Linked DNA regions of Mus musculus: region 1 is linked to region 2. The links are chromatin contacts, found by POLR2A ChIA-PET in ENCODE. All regions are on one chromosome and are shown on one strand. The core of a region is the stretch at or near the end of the contact, and the rest is flanking DNA. Distances in the headings are between cores, read along the strand shown. Region 1 overlaps Prkci (protein kinase C, iota). Region 2 holds the start of Skil (SKI-like).

Region 1 (2,739 bases), core at 220-2,719, 72 kb after region 2:
CAGACCTGGCTGCTAGTTTCTTTTAAAAAGGAGCTAAAGCAGTTCCACTGCCACACTATGGATGGGTAGGGCTTCCAGGTGAGAGGACTGAGCCAGAGCCAGGCTGACTCCATGACAGGCTGCAAACAGTTTGGGAGACTAGGCCTAAGTTTGTGTTTCCCACAAACAGAACTGGGATCCAGGAACCTGTGGTCAGCCAACCGCAGCCATGGGCAGCCAATCTGAGGACACCTTGTCCTTTGGCCTGAAGGATCCCTAGAGTAGAGCTAACCAATCACGGTAAAGGGGCACATACCACACACACACACACACACACACACACACACACACACACACACACTGGAATTCCCTTGACAATAAAAGCTGGGCCTGCGAGCCCACTCGGTGTCTCTATTCCTGAATGAAAAGACCCCTGCATGCAGGAAATTCCGCTGGAAAAAAAATGCTCTTTGCTTTTGCATACTATTTGAGTCTGGGTTATCATTCCTTGGTGATTCTTGGACCCTAACACAGGCAGTGACTGTAATGGATATTGTATCATATTACAACCTTGGTCAATTAAGTCACAAGAAAGAAACCACTAAAGTACTCTGGACTAAGAATAGTCTAGCTTGAGCTACTAAAAATTTTTTTTAGATTTATTTGACAAATATTTGCTAGCAGATATGTCTGTGCACTGTGTGTGTGTGTCTATGGCAGGTCAGAAGGCATCAGATCCCCTGGAACTAGAGTTCCAGACAGTTGTAAGGTACCTTGTGGGTGCTGGGATTTGAACCTGGGTCCTTTGCAAAAAGAACAGCAAGTGTTCTTCACTGCTCACCCACCTCTCCATCACCTTCTTTTTGTTTCTCTTCTCTCTTTAAACAAAGCATCTTTTACTCTTTGACAACTGCATAGATAGAAACAATGCGTCCTGATGATGTATACCCCAGCTCCACTTTCCCTCCCACTCCTCTGAAGCACCCCACGAGCCTTTCTCCCCTTCTGCCTCTTTCTTTGTTCACAGCTGCCCACTGAGCCCTCTCTGCTGGGATGATGACTGACCTCCCTGCACTGGTCACAGCTGCAGTGAGTCCTCGGCTGCAGAGGCCACAGCACAGCCCAAAGGCAGCGTTGCATTCCTCGCCTTCCTGCATCTCTCACATTCTTTGAAGCCCTCCTCTGAGATGCCCCTCCTCTGACGTGTTCCGAGCCTTTGGTGGGAAGGATGTCCTACCTAGGGCTGGACACCAGCTCCAGCTACTCTTAAATGTAAGTGGTGAATTTTAGTTACACACACAGAAGGGGAGGAGGACACACCTCTCTCAACTAAGCAGGCGAAGTGCAGAGTGATCCCTGGAAATCCGAGGTGCATTCCTCAATGAACAAGTCACTTAGAGCAAAGCTGGGCTTGAACTGGATCCTCCCCTCTGCTACTCTGGTGCTCATTCCTGTGGTTTTATGACACATTCCTGCATGCTACATGCCACTGGCTCTGACTAATCTTCAATTACACAGTGCACAGAACCCAGCTTACTACTTGAGAGAAACCATTTCCTATCTACATGGTCTCAAAGAAAACAGTGTCTGTTCTTTTCTCCAACTCAGCTGCCAAGTCCTCACTCCCTTTTATGTTCTGTGGACATTTATAACATTAGCTCTGATAAGTCACAGAACTGTGAAAGTCAGTTTTCGAATCACTAAGTTATAAGGTAAGTTGCACAGAAATAGAAAACCTAACCAGAACTGGCACAAAAAGAAGACTTACGTGGCCTTTTCTATTTCATGAAAGGCAGAAGATGGCAGCCACGGACTGCTTGTGAAGGCCAGAAGACAGAGAAAACGGTTCGGACAATAGACAAAATGAATGAGCGAGTGTGGTGACACTCACTGAAGGCAATACAGCAAACAGAAAACGCATCTACAGAATCAGTGGCTGCAAATACAAAGATCAGAAGACTGGGCAGAAGGGCCAAAGTAGCAAATGGCTTTTCTTTTTGTAAAATAATTTATTTTTATTTTTATATGCATTGGTGTGGTGTCTTCTTGAATGTGCATATGTCAAAGTGTCAGATCCCCTGGAACTGTAGTTACAGATAGTTGTGAGATGTCATGAAGGTGCTGGGAATTAAACCTGGGTCCTCTGTAAGGTAGCCAGTGCCCTCAACTGATGAGCCATTTCTCTAGTCCCCAAACCTCAGACACATGTAGTCCTTGTCTAGAAGAGTCTGATGTGAGTATGGCTTTTGTCCAATGAACAGTTACAACTCCATACACAGGTGGTCTACAATGTTCAAAATGAAGAGCTATGTCTTTCAACTGTGGGAGAGAATCTAGGCAAATTAGTGAACTACAAAACAGAGCCTAGGAAGAGAGAAGGATGAATCAGAGCATCAATGTTAAGAGTCATGGGATCCAATCCCAGAGAGTAGCAGTGAGCTTTCCTGAGGGAATGACAATACATTCTATTATAGTTCAGAACCAGAACCTTCCCCTCTTGGTGACTAGGGGTAGCTACTATACTACTCCTGTCTCTAGTTTACTATCCTGTCACCATTTCATGGATCTTTAGAACTAGCAGAGAGGCAGTCAAGGAACCCAAACCATAGATGGGCAAGACACAGGATTAGATGACCATCTTTGGACTGTGGACCTAATGTCATGATGAGCTAGGCTCTGAGGGGGTTTGTGAGAAGACGGTGAGTTAATCATACATTAACTTACTCCTGCACAGACACCACACACATTCAACCTGTTAGT
Region 2 (2,700 bases), core at 172-2,671:
GACGAGTACACAAATTTAGAATACGAATAACCAAACCTCAGTACCAGAGGCTTTCTCAACTATGCATGCCATTTAAATTTTAAAAAACAATCCTTTCTCGTTAGAAAAAAAAAAAAAAAAAACCTGTAGTTTCTGGTCTCCCCACCCCCCAAGATACATGTTAATATACCTACCATATGCAACTAAACTTCAAGTACATTCATACATACTATCTTTTTGGAATGAAGAAGAAAAAAAAACTTTCCCTTTAAAAGGTTAGCGAATTTGCCTAATGGAAGCCAAAAGCTGTAAGACTCCACGCCTGGAAATCTCCATCCATGAGCAAGACTAATCCGGGACAAAAAGCACAAGGCAGACAGACCTCACAAAGAATGCAAATGGAGGCAGAGTGGCGAAAAAGAGTATTCATCCACTTCCCTCCCTGGAGAAAACCCAGTAAAAGCCGACAAATAAAAAGCTTTGCTTCTAAACTCCCAGCAATTTATGTTAACACAAACCCAGAGAATTATGGACGAAAGCCACCTAGCCACCGTACTGTGACTTTCGCCACTACAGGGACACCTCAGCCAAGGCGAGCCAAGGAAAAGGGCAGAAGGCATGACCTAGACCAGGGGCGCCCCCACAGCCCTGCGCACACGCAGAGACACCCACTCATCATCAACCCAAAGGACAGGGAAGCAGGGGACTCCCGGCGTCTGGTGAGGTGAGAGGGGGCAGAGGAAGTAGGAGTCCTCCCAACCCCCACCTCTGTGACTGGGATCACCCTAAGTGCCCTCCCCACATCGCCCCACTGCGGGGGCCGCCGGTGGAAATACCCCACGCCCCCGGCCCGCGGGAAGTTCTCTAGGGTTACCTAGGCGCCCCAGGGCTGCGCCTCCCCCCACTTGACCCACCCTGAGCCGTGGCACCCACAGGGGCGCGGGCAGGTTAGGCGCCAAGCCCGGAAGCCCGCGTCGCCGGACGCTTAGAGCTGGGGCCAGCCCGGGGCATCCCCGCCGAGCGCAGACGGCCGGGGGATGGCGGCGATGACCAGGGTCCAGGTCTCCTGGGTCCCGGCGGCTCGGGTCAAGTGCACCGCCATCCCCTCCCAGCTGACCCGTCCCAGAATCCGCGAGGCCTGTACACCCGTGGGACCCCCGCCGCGCGCCCTGTGCCCGCGACCCCGCCCGGGACCCCCACGCATCCCGGACGCCCCACTCAGGCCCTCCGCGCCCGGGCAGACCCCCGGGCTCTGTGCCCTCCCCATCACCCCCGCCGCCGCCGCCTCAGCGCCCCCAGAGGCCGCACGCCCCTCGCGTCCCCTCGCGACCTGCGGCCGCACCTGTGCCCGCCGTCGCCGTCGCCGTCGCTCGCCAGCCGCCTTCGCTGTGCCGGCGCCGCTCCGAACCCCACACACATCGCTACACACAGCCTCTGACGTCACCCGGCCCGCGGCCCGCCCACGTCACTGCGGAGACACGGCTTCCCGCAGACGCCGCCGCCGTCTCCGGCCGCCCGGGGGACAGCGAGGGCGGCGGGCGGGGGAGGGGAGGGAACGAAGCCAGCGGCGCCGCGCGGCCCCGCGCCAGCCAGCCCCTCGGGCGCGCGCGCCGTCTGGCCTATTGTGGCTCCCGGCGGGCTGCACACTGCAGGCTGCGCGCGCGTCCCCAGCCCCGACCGGGGCGCGCGCCTGGCGCCTCGGCCGCGCACGCGCGTGCTCCCGCTCCCCCGCCCCCCTCGCGCGTACCCCGCGCTGCTGGCCCGGCGCGCCGTCTGGGCGGCTGGCGCACGGCGCTGTCTGCGGTGCCCGGCTCAGACAGGATGTTCCCTCGGCCCCACCCCCGCCGCCCTCCTTCCTTCCTCGAGTCGCTCAGCCGGCTGTCTGGGGCCGCCCTCGCCACGCCCGCCGCCGTGTGGCGACGGGCCAGACCTGGGGGCGCCCTGGCCGCCGGGCCGCCGCGCTGCGAGGCGGGGGGGGTGAGAAGGGGGAGAGGGGGCAGGGCGCGGCGGGCTGCACTGTGCGCGACCCCGGCAGCTGGCCGCGCCCGAGGTCAGGCTCGGCCAGCAGCCCCCCTCAACCCCCGCGGCCGCAGCTGGCCGCCCGGCCCCGCCCCGGAGGTGGCCTGCGGGTGGCTCCCCGCCGCGACCCCCGGGCTGAGCCCGCCGCGCAGACGCCCCCGCGCTGCCACCGCCCCCCCCCCCGCAGCGCCACCACCTGCCCCCGTGCTCCCCGCTCCCAGTGTTGCCACCCTCCCCCCGCCCAGTGCCGACGTCGCGGGGCCTCTCGCCCCCGTGGGGCCTCCCGCCGCGGCCGCCCTGCCAGCTGCCGGTGAGCAGCCCCGCCTGGCCGCTCTGGGGTGGCCTGACCCGGCCGCCATCGCCCCAGAGTCCGCGGTTTGCGCACCGCGGGGACAGATCTTGCTGCCCCAGCTGCTCTTAGCCTCCATAAGTGACCCATTCTGATTCACTAAGCACTTTGGTTGGTGTTTTCGGGTGTGTTTTTTTCTTTCTTTCTTTCTTTTTAATTTTTCCAGAGACGGTAAGAGGTGGAGGAAGATAACCACTTTCGGCTGCCACCTCGAACCGCCGGCGGGGGTGGGTGAGGGGACTTCCTAGCCAACGTATCCAGGATAGCTCGAATATTCAACTCTGTGAAGCTAGCCCGTCATATTTCGAAACACCAAGAAATCCCCTTTTCTCCACCCCACCGCAGGATCAGGA

The links. ChIA-PET counts read pairs that join two places held with the same protein, here RNA polymerase II (POLR2A).
Region 1: POLR2A ChIA-PET joins it to region 2 with 43 read pairs in Patski. The contact joins the enhancer-like site here to the promoter of Skil in region 2. POLR2A ChIA-PET finds 5 or more read pairs at or near these places in 2 of 5 experiments (Patski and embryonic stem cell).

What each region holds. Positions count from the first base shown.
Region 1 is chr3:31,021,686-31,024,424 of GRCm38, reverse strand. All of the region lies in intron 2 of Prkci (protein kinase C, iota), which reads right to left. Among named protein-coding and RNA genes, the nearest start is that of Mir7008, 16 kb to the left of the region's middle. Within about 2 kb of position 1,469, at least 1 of the 3 ENCODE cell types and tissues checked has a DNase peak (open chromatin) inside an H3K27ac peak, as active enhancers do.
Region 2 is chr3:31,093,779-31,096,478 of GRCm38, reverse strand. It overlaps Skil (SKI-like), which reads right to left and starts at 1,421. Exons shown (of 7, transcript NM_001039090.2): 1 at 1,322-1,421.